Regions from separate parts of the Homo sapiens genome. Here regions 1, 2 and 3 are each linked to region 4. A link is a contact called in ENCODE Hi-C or POLR2A ChIA-PET data. All regions are on one chromosome and are shown on one strand. The core of a region is the stretch at or near the end of the contact, and the rest is flanking DNA. Distances in the headings are between cores, read along the strand shown. Region 1 holds the start of CYP21A2 (cytochrome P450 family 21 subfamily A member 2). Region 2 holds the start of TNXB (tenascin XB). Region 3 holds the start of LY6G5C (lymphocyte antigen 6 family member G5C). Region 4 holds the start of ZBTB12 (zinc finger and BTB domain containing 12).

Region 1 (2,700 bases), core at 201-2,700, 140 kb after region 4:
CAGGGTCTTGACTCTGGCTCTGCAGTAGCACAGTCTGGAAAAGCTCTGAGGGGAGAGAGACCCCCACTGGTCCGAGGGTCTGGCACAGAGCCAGAAATGGGGGGGAAGGTATGGGGCTGGGTCGCCTCTGACCTCTCAGGTACCATCCAGGAGGCCCTGGCCTCTCACTGAACCCGGCCACTCCTCTTTGGCATGGCCTCTTCCCAAATCCCCAAACTGCCTCCTTACCCACAAAAGTGGTCTCTGAGTGTCAGTCCAGTGGGACCCCCACCCCTTATGGCTTCAGTTCCCCAAATAGGGCTGGACCCTTGATCCTGATCCAGCTGTGGCTATCCAGCCCCTTCCTGGGGACTTTGGACTTTGAGGGGGGCATGCCCAGTTGTGCTGGGAATCCATACTTTCCCTGGCTGGAGTAGAACCTGTGGACTGTAGTCCTGAGGGCAGTCATGTTCTGCCTGTGCCTGGAAACACAAGAAACTTGACTGCAGAGAGAAGAAAGAGGAGAGAGGAACAGAGCGAGGAAACCGCCCGTCTCCGGGGCTTTTTCTGTTCCCTATCCTTGACTTTCTAAGACCAGTGGGGTCCCCTCCTCTGCTTCTTTTTCCTGAGTTCTGTGAAATTCCCCAATTCTTATTTTTTATCTCAAACCAGCTCAAGGTGGGCTGTTTTCCTTTCAACCAAAGAAAGGTGCTCCTGGTGGCTAAAGGTACATATTCGACAGCTAGATTTCCAGGCTGGAATCCTGCCCTCCACAACATGCGAACAATACCCGTGTTGCATATAGAGCATGGCTGTGAAGAGTTGAGTGAGTGCCCACAAAGCACTTAGAGCAGTGTCTGGTACATGCTATTACTCCGCAGCGGGAAACCACTTCCTCCTTTGTCTTCTGGGCACTTTTGTGAGTGAAAGGAGGCACTAATAACAATCACACTGGGATACCTGTATATACTGGAATGCCCCAGGCAAACCAGGCTTAAACTGTATTACTCTATCTGTAGCTTAAACTAACAAACAACCCACACAAATCACATTTTGTTCTTCAGGCGATTCAGGAAGGCCTATTAGGCAGGGACTGCCATTTTCTCTCTGAGACAAACATCATGCCAGTAAACTGGCCCACGGTGGGGTGGCAGAGGGAGAGGGCCCAGGTGGGGGCGGACACTATTGCCTGCACAGTTGATGTGGAACCAGAAAGCTGACTCTGGATGCAGGAAAAAGGTCAGGGTTGCATTTCCCTTCCTTGCTTCTTGATGGGTGATCAATTTTTTTGAAATACGGACGTCCCAAGGCCAATGAGACTGGTGTCATTCCAGAAAAGGGCCACTCTGTGGGCGGGTCGGTGGGAGGGTACCTGAAGGTGGGGTCAAGGGAGGCCCCAAAACAGTCTACACAGCAGGAGGGATGGCTGGGGCTCTTGAGCTATAAGTGGCACCTCAGGGCCCTGACGGGCGTCTCGCCATGCTGCTCCTGGGCCTGCTGCTGCTGCTGCCCCTGCTGGCTGGCGCCCGCCTGCTGTGGAACTGGTGGAAGCTCCGGAGCCTCCACCTCCCGCCTCTTGCCCCGGGCTTCTTGCACCTGCTGCAGCCCGACCTCCCCATCTATCTGCTTGGCCTGACTCAGAAATTCGGGCCCATCTACAGGCTCCACCTTGGGCTGCAAGGTGAGAGGCTGATCTCGCTCTGGCCCTCACCATAGGAGGGGGCGGAGGTGACGGAGAGGGTCCTCTCTCCGCTGACGCTGCTTTGGCTGTCTCCCAGATGTGGTGGTGCTGAACTCCAAGAGGACCATTGAGGAAGCCATGGTCAAAAAGTGGGCAGACTTTGCTGGCAGACCTGAGCCACTTACCTGTAAGGGCCGGGGGCATTTTTTCTTTCTTAAAAAAATTTTTTTTTAAGAGATGGGTTCTTGCTATGCTGCCCAGGCTGGTCTTAAATTCCTAGTCTCAAATGATCCTCCCACCTCAGCCTCAAGTGTGAGCCACCTTTGGGGCATCCCCAATCCAGGTCCCTGGAAGCTCTTGGGGGGGCATATCTGGTGGGGAGAAAGCAGGGGTTGGGGAGGCCGAAGAAGGTCAGGCCCTCAGCTGCCTTCATCAGTTCCCACCCTCCAGCCCCCACCTCCTCCTGCAGACAAGCTGGTGTCTAGGAACTACCCGGACCTGTCCTTGGGAGACTACTCCCTGCTCTGGAAAGCCCACAAGAAGCTCACCCGCTCAGCCCTGCTGCTGGGCATCCGTGACTCCATGGAGCCAGTGGTGGAGCAGCTGACCCAGGAGTTCTGTGAGGTAAGGCTGGGCTCCTGAGGCCACCTCGGGTCAGCCTCGCCTCTCACAGTAGCCCCCGCCCTGCCCGCTGCACAGCGGCCTGCTGAACTCACACTGTTTCTCCACAGCGCATGAGAGCCCAGCCCGGCACCCCTGTGGCCATTGAGGAGGAATTCTCTCTCCTCACCTGCAGCATCATCTGTTACCTCACCTTCGGAGACAAGATCAAGGTGCCTCACAGCCCCTCAGGCCCACCCCCAGCCCCTCCCTGAGCCTCTCCTTGTCCTGAACTGAAAGTACTCCCTCCTTTTCTGGCAGGACGACAACTTAATGCCTGCCTATTACAAATGTATCCAGGAGGTGTTAAAAACCTGGAGCCACTGGTCCATCCAAATTGTGGACGTGATTCCCTTTCTCAGGGTGAGGACCTGGAGCCT
Region 2 (2,700 bases), core at 110-2,609, 210 kb after region 4:
AGCTAATCGGCCTGGGAATGGAAAAATTAAGAGAAAGGATTTCCAGGCCCCAGCTGAAAATGGTTAGGGGTGCAATGAGAGACAGGAAGGCAGTTTCTGGTCCTGCACCTAGTGGCTAGGTCTGGAGTGAGCAAAGGAAGTTTGAGGAATTGAGGTGCTGGGTCCCCAGGGACTTGAAGGCAGGGTCAGGGAAAAGAGGAGGGGCTGGAGATGCGGGAAGCAGGGGCAGGGCAGGCAGCAGCTGTGGTGTTTCCGAGTTGCTTCCCAGTAGTTCCTCTCAGTTCCACTTCCAGTTGTTTCTATGCCATTAAATTCTTTCCAGGCGAGATAAGGGGCCCGCCCTTCCCACCCGGGGCGTGTCACGTGTACTGGTGGTGGGGGGCGGGGGCGGCGAGGTGAGGGAGAGTGCGGGTTCAGACAGACAGAGGCAAGGGGAGCCTGGAAGGGGCACAGAGTGAAGACGGAGCCCCTGTGCCCCCAGAGGCATCTCTCAGCCATCCCAGCCCTGCTGAACCGTGAGTCATGAGTGCAGAGCTCTGGCCAAGAACAAGTTTTAGGATCCTCTCTGCAGGCTCTGTGCACGTCCCAGACCCGAGTCCTGACTGTCCCATTTCAGTATTTCCTAAAGAGATCTCCCAGACCTCCCTCCCTGCAACTCTCACGCTGCCACCTAGGGAGTCCCCATTTGGATGCCCAAAGAAGCACCCTCTGGCACCTCCTGGAGCCTGGAGCCCCCAGAGCCTGGGCTCAGCTGCTCTAGCCCGACATTTGGGATTCCGCAAGCACTTTCCTTCCAAGGTTCAGCTGGCCACCAGTTCAGCCTAGTCCTATCTTCCCGCTAGCCCCAGCACCTCCAGGGCCCAGGGGCTCACCTCACCAATAACCACCTCTACCCTGGTTCCACCATCTGACTCCCGGAGTCCCTCGGTTTGTTCCCAGCCCCTCTCAGTTGTCTGCATCCCATCCAAACCCTGACACATACTGCCCACCCCAACACACACATACCACCCTCTCCTCCCAGACACTCCTTCACAGGGAGCCTGGTTCCCAGCGAATGCTCCTATGTCCTCTGTCCTGAACAGAAGTCCTTGCTCTGGAAGCACTGCTGAGAGCTCACCTGCCACACCTTCACCTGGGGCATGGGGATAGGCGAGAAATCCCTTGCCTCTCCTTCTGGGTCTCCCCAGAACTCTGTTCCTTACCTGGGCAACCGAGCAGCTGCAGTGCCTCTGCACCTGCTCTGTCCCCAACCCCGGGAGGGCGGCGTCTCAGGGCAGGACAGGGAAGTCTCCCTCACTTGTCCCCTGCAACAGGGGCTGAGCCACAACCGACTGTGGATCTCGGCAGCGACAGTGAGGAGGGAGTCTGCAGCGAGCAGGGGAGGAGAAGGGGAGGACCAGGATGAGGTCAGGGAGGGGAGCGGAGATAGGGCAGGTCCTCCCACCCCTCCCAGGCCCTCCCACATGCCACCCCTCCTCTTCTCCTGCCCCCACCCCAGCCCCCACTCCCTGTCTAGCATCACTGTCTCACCATACCCTCATCTCAACCCCCAGCCCCGGTCTTACCTCCCACGTCCTTTCCCTATGCCATTTTTAGCTCACCCTAATTTTTGCCCAACTTGACACCCCCCACCCTTCCTGCCATTTCTTTTTTCCCCACCATTTCTCCACCTGCTGCCCCTCCTCTCTGACCCCAGTGGTTTCCTCTCAGCCTATATCCTTCCTCATGGCCAGCCCCCTTCCCCTCCCTCCCCCATGCTCCTCTCCCATCTCTTCCCAGCCACTGCTCTAGCTTGGATCTCTGGATCGCACCCCATGTCTATCACCCAGTGCTGGCTCCCTCATCCTCTCACCAGTTCTCCCCTGGCAGTCTGGGGCAGGGAGCAGGGGCAGAGGGCAGGAGGCAAGAGGCAACCTCTTTCTCCAACTGGGACCGTCTCTGGGACCCCAAGTCCCCACCCTGCTCCAGTCCCACCATTTCTATCTTCTCGGCTTATCCCGTCCCCGAGCCACTCCTGCTGTCTGTTCTGTTCAGTCCCTCTCCTGTCACTGCCCCCTTTGCATTCTCCTACCTCAGCAAGTCCCTAGAGAAAGAGCAGGTGAGGCTTGGGCACTGGCAGGGCAAGGGCTTGGGTGAACACTGGGACATACAAGCCTTGGGGAGGAAGCTGGGGTTGGGGCGGACAAGGAAGGAAAGCCTGAAGGTTAGGAGGAAGGTTTAGGGTTGAAGAAAGGGCTAGAGACAGGAGGCAAATATAAGGGTGGGTCACCTGAATAGAGGGTGAAGTGGTGGAAAGCAGGGTGGGGGGCTGGTGCCTGGGTGCTGCGGGGGAGCAGGAACAGAGGCGGGGAGAGGTAGGGGCTGGAGGAAACGGACACGCTGTCTCTGGTCCCAGGCAGAAGACTGACAGCCAGAGGACAGGGGGGACAGGGAGACAGACACACCCCACATAAGTCTGTTGGGTGTTTCCCTAGCTTCATCTCCCCATGTGCTGCCCTGACAAGGAGCTGAAAAAGAGACTTTGCTACAGAGGAGAAATATCCCAGCTGAGTGGGAACCCACTACCCCCAGCTTCACAGTGAGGACTGGGTCTCTCTATCCTGCTACAGACCTCACCACTGAGGTGTAACTTGGCCAAGTCACGGGTGAAAGGTACGTGAGGGAGCCCATATGTGCTTGATTCTGCCACATGGGTGACGG
Region 3 (2,700 bases), core at 146-2,645, 220 kb before region 4:
CTCAGATCCAGAGAGGATTCCTTCAGTATCTCTATTCAGGTCACTGCTGTGAAGTGAGACAGCCCTGGGGTGGTCACTAGAAATCTCCTTCAGAGGCTGGGTGCGGTGGCTCACGCCTGTAATCCCAGCACTTTGGGAGGCCAAGGCGGGCAGGTACCTGAGGTCAGGAGTTCGAGACCAGCCTGGCCAACATGGTGAAACCCCGTCTCTACTAAATATACAAAAATTAGCTGGGCTTGGTGGCTTATGCCTGTAATCCCAGTTATTCGGGAGGCTGAGGCATGAGAATCGCTTGAACCCGGGAGGTGGAGGTTGCAGTGAGCCGAGATCTCGCCACTGCACTCCGGCCTGGGATACAGAGCGAGACTCCATCTCAAAAATAATAATAATAATAAATTTTTAAAAATCTTCAGATTGCACATCAGTCCATGAGCAGGCATTCCCTACCAAACCCATCTGTCCCATCTCTCCTCCTGCATGGGTTTACCTGAGCATCCTGGACAGGTGTACCCAGACACTTGGTGTCTGTGGGTTTCTCCATCCAGGCCAGGAGACCCTTCTGAACCCTTGGAGCCACTTACCAAACACCAAGCTCATCATGACCAGCACTATTAAGAGGACCGTGTAGAGGGCTTGGGGGCTGCTGTGGAAGCACAGGGGACCCAGACTCTGGCTCCCTGCAGGGCCTGCCATAAAACGCATGACTGCCTGCTGGCCTCCAGTTTGGGCTTATATTGGTGGAAGAGAGGTTGGCCAAGAGGAAGGAGAGAGGCAACACCAGCTCAGGGTGGAAATCAGTGCCAGACCAGCCAGAGGGGCAGAATGTTCGCACCCACAGCCACTCTGGGGCATAACATCCTGCTTGAGGGCAGGGGACCAGCAATAGGGGAATGAGAAAAGGAACTGTCTTTCCTATTAATTGGACAGATGTTTATTGAATCACTGCATCAGATGCTGGGGATACAACCCTGCACAAAGTCTCCACCCTCACAGGGCACAGTCTAGTAGGGGAGACAAGTCCACCAGCAATGATGTGGGGAGGGCAGAGTGCTGCCAGGAGCACCTCGACAGTTAAACCACTGACCAGAGGGATTTCGGCAGAGGAGTAACTTGATCGGATTTCTGTTTATAAAAGATTGCCATGGCTGCACATTGCATTTGGGTCAAGAGTGGAGGCCGCCGGGAAGTAGGACGCTATTCCCGAGTCCGGTCACAAGATGGCGGACTGGTCCGGCAGAAGACGAGCAGGGACGAGGAAGCGGGGCTAATGAACCTGAGATACAGTTAGAAGACTGGACAGATTTGCTGTTGGACTGAACGAGGGGTGAGGGAACAGGGGTAGGCTTGCACAAGGAAGTGGTACCATTTTCCAAGATAGGAAACATGTGGTCTGTCTCAAAAAAAAAAAAAAAAAAGCAAATAGGGGGTGCCCAGTCCCACTTCTCATACCCTGGGGACACCTGTCAGACATCCTAAAACAAGGACACCTGGATCCCAAGCGATACGTACTCAGCTCAGTGCTCCCTTGGGGTTCCAGGAACCCAGCGCCTTCCCTCACCTCATCCTTTTTCCTGCCCCGCCTGTGCTCAGCTGCGGCTCAGTGGGCCTGAACTCCGGAGCCCACAGAATCTGGCGCTGGGCGTCCGCTCTCCGCGCCTGACCGCACCTCAGAACTCCGGTAGGACGGGGGGGTGGCCCCCCGCTCAAGCTCTGTTCCCTGGGGAAGAAACCTGGAAAGTGCGAACCGCGCGTCGGGACCCAAGCGTCGGGCCCCAGCGGACATCCGGAGCCCGAAGCGGCTCCCCAGGAAGGCGGCGCCGTAGCGCCACTCTCCCTCCCAGGCGAATTCTGGAGACCGCGGCCCCAGGCGTCTCACCCATTTTCTCCGCTGGGGACCCGCTGGGCTCCCCATCCACGCCTACTCGGTCCCCACCCCACCAGCTCAGTCTTGACTCAGAAACTCAGGGTTTTTACTTTTAGGATCGTTGGGCTGTGCGTTAGGGGAGGAGGTGGTCCTCAGCGTCCTGGAACGACACCACCTGCTCCAATTTCCCGTCTGGAGGTTCTGGTCGAGGCTCCGAACTCGGGTTCCCTGCTACCTCCCAGACTATTCAAGAATTATCCAGTCCCAGGATGATAAGGGGGAAGATGGGAAGAAACAGACGGGAGACGCCCGCCCAGAAAGACTGCGGGAAGAAAGAAATTCGAGAGGAAACTGCACGCCACTGAGCGCCTCCCAAAAGCCTTGGAATGAATGAATTTAAAAACTATATTAGGGCCGGACTGCGGTGGCTCACGCCTGTAATCCCAGCACTTTGGGAGGCCAAGGCGGGTGGACTACCTGAGGTCAGGAGTTCGCACCCAGCCTGGCTAACATGGTGAAACCCCGTTTCTACTACAAATACCAAAAATTAGCCGGGCGTGGCGGCTCATGCCTGTAATCCCAGCACTTTGGGAGGCCAAGGTGGGGGATCATTCGAGGTCAGGAGTTCGCAACCAGCCTGAGCAACATGGTGAAACCCCGTCTCTATCAAAAAATACAAAAACATTAGCCAGGTGTGGTGGCGCACGCCTGTAGTCCTGGCTACTCGGGAGGCTGAGGCAGGAGAATCTCTTGAACCTGGGAGGCAGAGGTTGCAGTGAGCCGAGATCGCACCACTGCACTCCAGCCTGGGCGACAGAGTGAGACTCTGTCTTAAA
Region 4 (2,700 bases), core at 200-2,699:
GAGCCGGTGTGCCACCTCCAGGGCCGACTCCACCTTGACGATGCAGATGTCAGACACGTCCTCATCCTCATCCTCATCCTCTTCCTCGGCTTTCAGCTCCAAGTCTTCATCCAGTGGGAACTCCAGCTTCACTGGCCGCAGGAGTGGAGGGGGTAGAGGAGGTGGGGGTGGGGGCTTCGGGGCTGGCTTTGGGGTCCTGGCTGGAGGGAGGAGGGACTTGGTGGCGCTGATGCTGCTCACAAGGCTAGCCTCACTGACCCCATCCTCTTTGAGGCCTATTTTGGGCTCAATGAACTGGCTGAGGGCATTCCGGCATTTCTCCACCACGTGCTCCATCTGCAGGTAGGAGGCGGCTGTAAGGTAGTTGACGATGTCCCTAACAGCGAATTCCAAGGCGCCCGTGTAGCAGGAGAGGAGCAAGTCGGCCACGATGCGTGCACTGTGCATCAGGGAGACCTGCAGCTCCGAGCTGGGGTTCAGCAGGAACTGGTCCCGCAGGAAGGGTGAGCAGGCGGCCAAGATGACCTTGTGGCCTCGAAACTTGAGGCTGTCGGCCACAATGGTCACGTCGCAGAACCGCTCCTCTGCCCGGAGCTGGTTCATGTTCCGTAGCGTTGCGGCCTCGTGGCCGGGCAGCTGGAAGCGCAGGACTTCCACCCCAGAGGCCATTGTGGCGGGGGTGGGCAACCCTGGTTGGGAAGGAAACCGGTCAGAGACAAAGGTCTCTGGCTCTCCGAAGCCAAGGCTCCAGGACCCTCGCCCCCATTCTTGCCCAGCCCCCCGGCATCCGATCTCCCGGTCTTCAGATTTCTTCCTCAGTTTCCCCAACCCTGGGGAGGTGCTGTCCCTCTGAGAGGAGGGAGGCGTGGTTCTCGGGGGCGGGGCAGCGGCGTCCACACCCCCCAGCCCAGCAGCCCGCTAGGATGGGGCGAGCCCGCGCGCCCACGGTGGAAGGACGGAGAAAAAGGGGGGCCAGAGGCCTGGGGCTCTGGACTCCAAGGTGGCCCCGGTTGCAGGCTCTTCTCACCCCGCCCCCTTTACCGGCTGCCTCATTCCTCCGCCCCCCCCTTACACGTTTGCACGCGCTTTTCACGTCCTCCCCCCCGCCGCCAGCACGCACCGTGCACGCCCTGCCCCCACGCTCAGAGCTCCGTGGCACGCCCCCCCAGCCCCACGACCCTGAGTGCACGCTCCTCTCACCTGGCCCGGTTCCGCGCGCTGTTTTTTTAATCCCTTATTTTCCCCACCCCCCCCCGGGGCCGGCAGCGACCCCCACACACGGGCAGGGCCTGGGCAGCGCGCAGGCGCGGGGATGCACGGGACGCGCGCGCGCGCGGGGCCGGCTCCGCGTGGGCGTAAGGGGGGAGGGGCGGGGGCGGCTCGTGCCGTGTGTTCCAGGCCCCGCGCGCGCGGCGGCGGCGGCGTCGGCTAGGACTCGGGGAGGAGGAAGAGGGGAGGGAATTAAAGGAGCAGGATCCCCCCTTCCCGACCCCCCTTTCTTCACCAGCACCCCCACGCGGTTAAAGGGCCGGACGGCCTTGCCTCCTCTTTGGCCGGGATTATTTGTCCGCCAGAGCGGAAATACGTTCCACACCCCCCTCTTTCTCGCTCCCCCTCCTCTGTACCTCCAAGCCCCGCGGCCAGTTTGCGCGTGCGTGCCAAGTGCCGCGCGGAGGCCCGCTCACTCGGGCCCGCCCCCCAATCCCGGCTGCCCATGGCGCTACTCGCTCCGCGTCCCCGCGCCCCGCCCGCGCCGCATCCCGCAGCGCGCGCGCGCACCCGTTCTCTCGGCTGCGGGCGCTGCCACCTGCTCCCAGGGGTGGTGCGTCTCCGGTCCAGCTGTGCCGAGCGCTGCCCTGGGTGCATCCGTGGCACCTCTCAGGGCCCCATCCGCCCCGTGGCTAACAGAGCTGTTGGTAGCTATTACCCACGCCTGCCTCCTCTGCTGAGTGTGCTCACAGTTGCTCCAGACACATTCCCAGGCTTTTCCAACTCTTGTAAAGCTAGTAACCGCCTCAGCCCTTCAGGCCTGAAATATGATTTCACTTTCCACAAAGCCAGACGATCCAGTGCCCTCAACTTTCCTCCACTCCATGTCAGTCCTTTAAAATCACACCCGCCCTCCCCTCCATTCTCAGGATTGATCCCAACTTCTTGCCAAGGCAGTCGCCCTCCGCTTGTGCTATCGATGACCTTGCCCATTTCACCTTTAGTATATAATTAACCCTAGGACTAATTTTAATGATGTGATTTATTATGTTAGTATGATTCTACTCTAATCTTCCACCGCTCCGTCCCCCTTATTCCTCACCTCTCCTCCAGACTGACAAGGTCCAGCTCTAAACAAAACTTCCCTTCAACACTGCGCCCGGGCCTTCTCTTTCTCTTGTCTCTCTCAGACTAAGTTATAGTCTCCACAGCTTCAGCGACAGCACTTAGGAGCGTCTTGAAGGCTGGTGCCTTCCCTTCCACTTCCTCGTACCTACACCCACTTCCCCACCTATCCAAGTCCGCGTGAAGATGCCACTGTTTCCTGCCAATTGGATTTCTTTTTTACGTCCTTCAGGAGACTAGTGCGTTTTCCATACATTTCAATTCTGATGAAGTTTCTTATTATGTGTTCAATATCTGGTTTCCCCATTAGACTATAAACTTCTTGGTTGCAGGAATTATGTTGTGGGTTTTGTTTTGCAAATAAAA

Evidence for each region. Hi-C counts contacts between places; a loop is a spot of excess contacts on that map. ChIA-PET counts read pairs that join two places held with the same protein, here RNA polymerase II (POLR2A). Pooled maps may share reads with other maps.
Region 1: a loop to region 4 is called in a pooled map, with 2.1 times the contacts of the local background. The contact joins the promoter of CYP21A2 here to the promoter of ZBTB12 in region 4. A Hi-C loop is called at or near these places in 1 of 50 pooled maps. POLR2A ChIA-PET finds 5 or more read pairs at or near these places in 3 of 52 experiments (PC-9, Panc1 and naive thymus-derived CD4-positive, alpha-beta T cell).
Region 2: a loop to region 4 is called in a map of PC-3, with 3 times the contacts of the local background. The contact joins the promoter of TNXB here to the promoter of ZBTB12 in region 4. A Hi-C loop is called at or near these places in 6 of 168 maps with a recorded cell type or tissue (Caco-2, IMR-90, K562 and 3 more) and 13 of 50 pooled maps. POLR2A ChIA-PET finds 5 or more read pairs at or near these places in 3 of 52 experiments (PC-3, activated B cell and activated CD4-positive, alpha-beta T cell).
Region 3: a loop to region 4 is called in a map of PC-9, with 4 times the contacts of the local background. The contact joins the promoter of LY6G5C here to the promoter of ZBTB12 in region 4. A Hi-C loop is called at or near these places in 5 of 168 maps with a recorded cell type or tissue (OCI-LY7, PC-9, aorta and 2 more), 1 of 37 single-sample maps with no recorded cell type and 9 of 50 pooled maps. POLR2A ChIA-PET finds 5 or more read pairs at or near these places in 4 of 52 experiments (CD8-positive, alpha-beta memory T cell, GM12878, MCF 10A and 1 more).

The regions. Positions count from the first base shown.
Region 1 is chr6:32,036,965-32,039,664 of GRCh38, forward strand. CYP21A2 (cytochrome P450 family 21 subfamily A member 2) reads left to right here and starts at 1,451. Exons shown (of 10, transcript NM_000500.9): 1 at 1,451-1,660; 2 at 1,758-1,847; 3 at 2,130-2,284; 4 at 2,392-2,493; 5 at 2,582-2,683. The coding sequence starts at 1,459. RefSeq lists promoters at 1-1,474, 1-1,474, 1-1,442 and an enhancer at 1,319-1,352.
Region 2 is chr6:32,107,979-32,110,678 of GRCh38, forward strand. It overlaps TNXB (tenascin XB), which reads right to left and starts at 1,360. Exons shown (of 44, transcript NM_001365276.2): 1 at 1,203-1,360.
Region 3 is chr6:31,679,672-31,682,371 of GRCh38, forward strand. LY6G5C (lymphocyte antigen 6 family member G5C) reads right to left here and starts at 1,396. Exons shown (of 3, transcript NM_025262.4): 1 at 582-1,396. The coding sequence starts at 702. RefSeq lists a silencer at 442-649.
Region 4 is chr6:31,900,637-31,903,336 of GRCh38, forward strand. It overlaps ZBTB12 (zinc finger and BTB domain containing 12), which reads right to left and starts at 1,450. Exons shown (of 2, transcript NM_181842.3): 1 at 1,201-1,450; 2 at 1-689. The coding sequence starts at 669. It also overlaps a transcript of C2 not described here.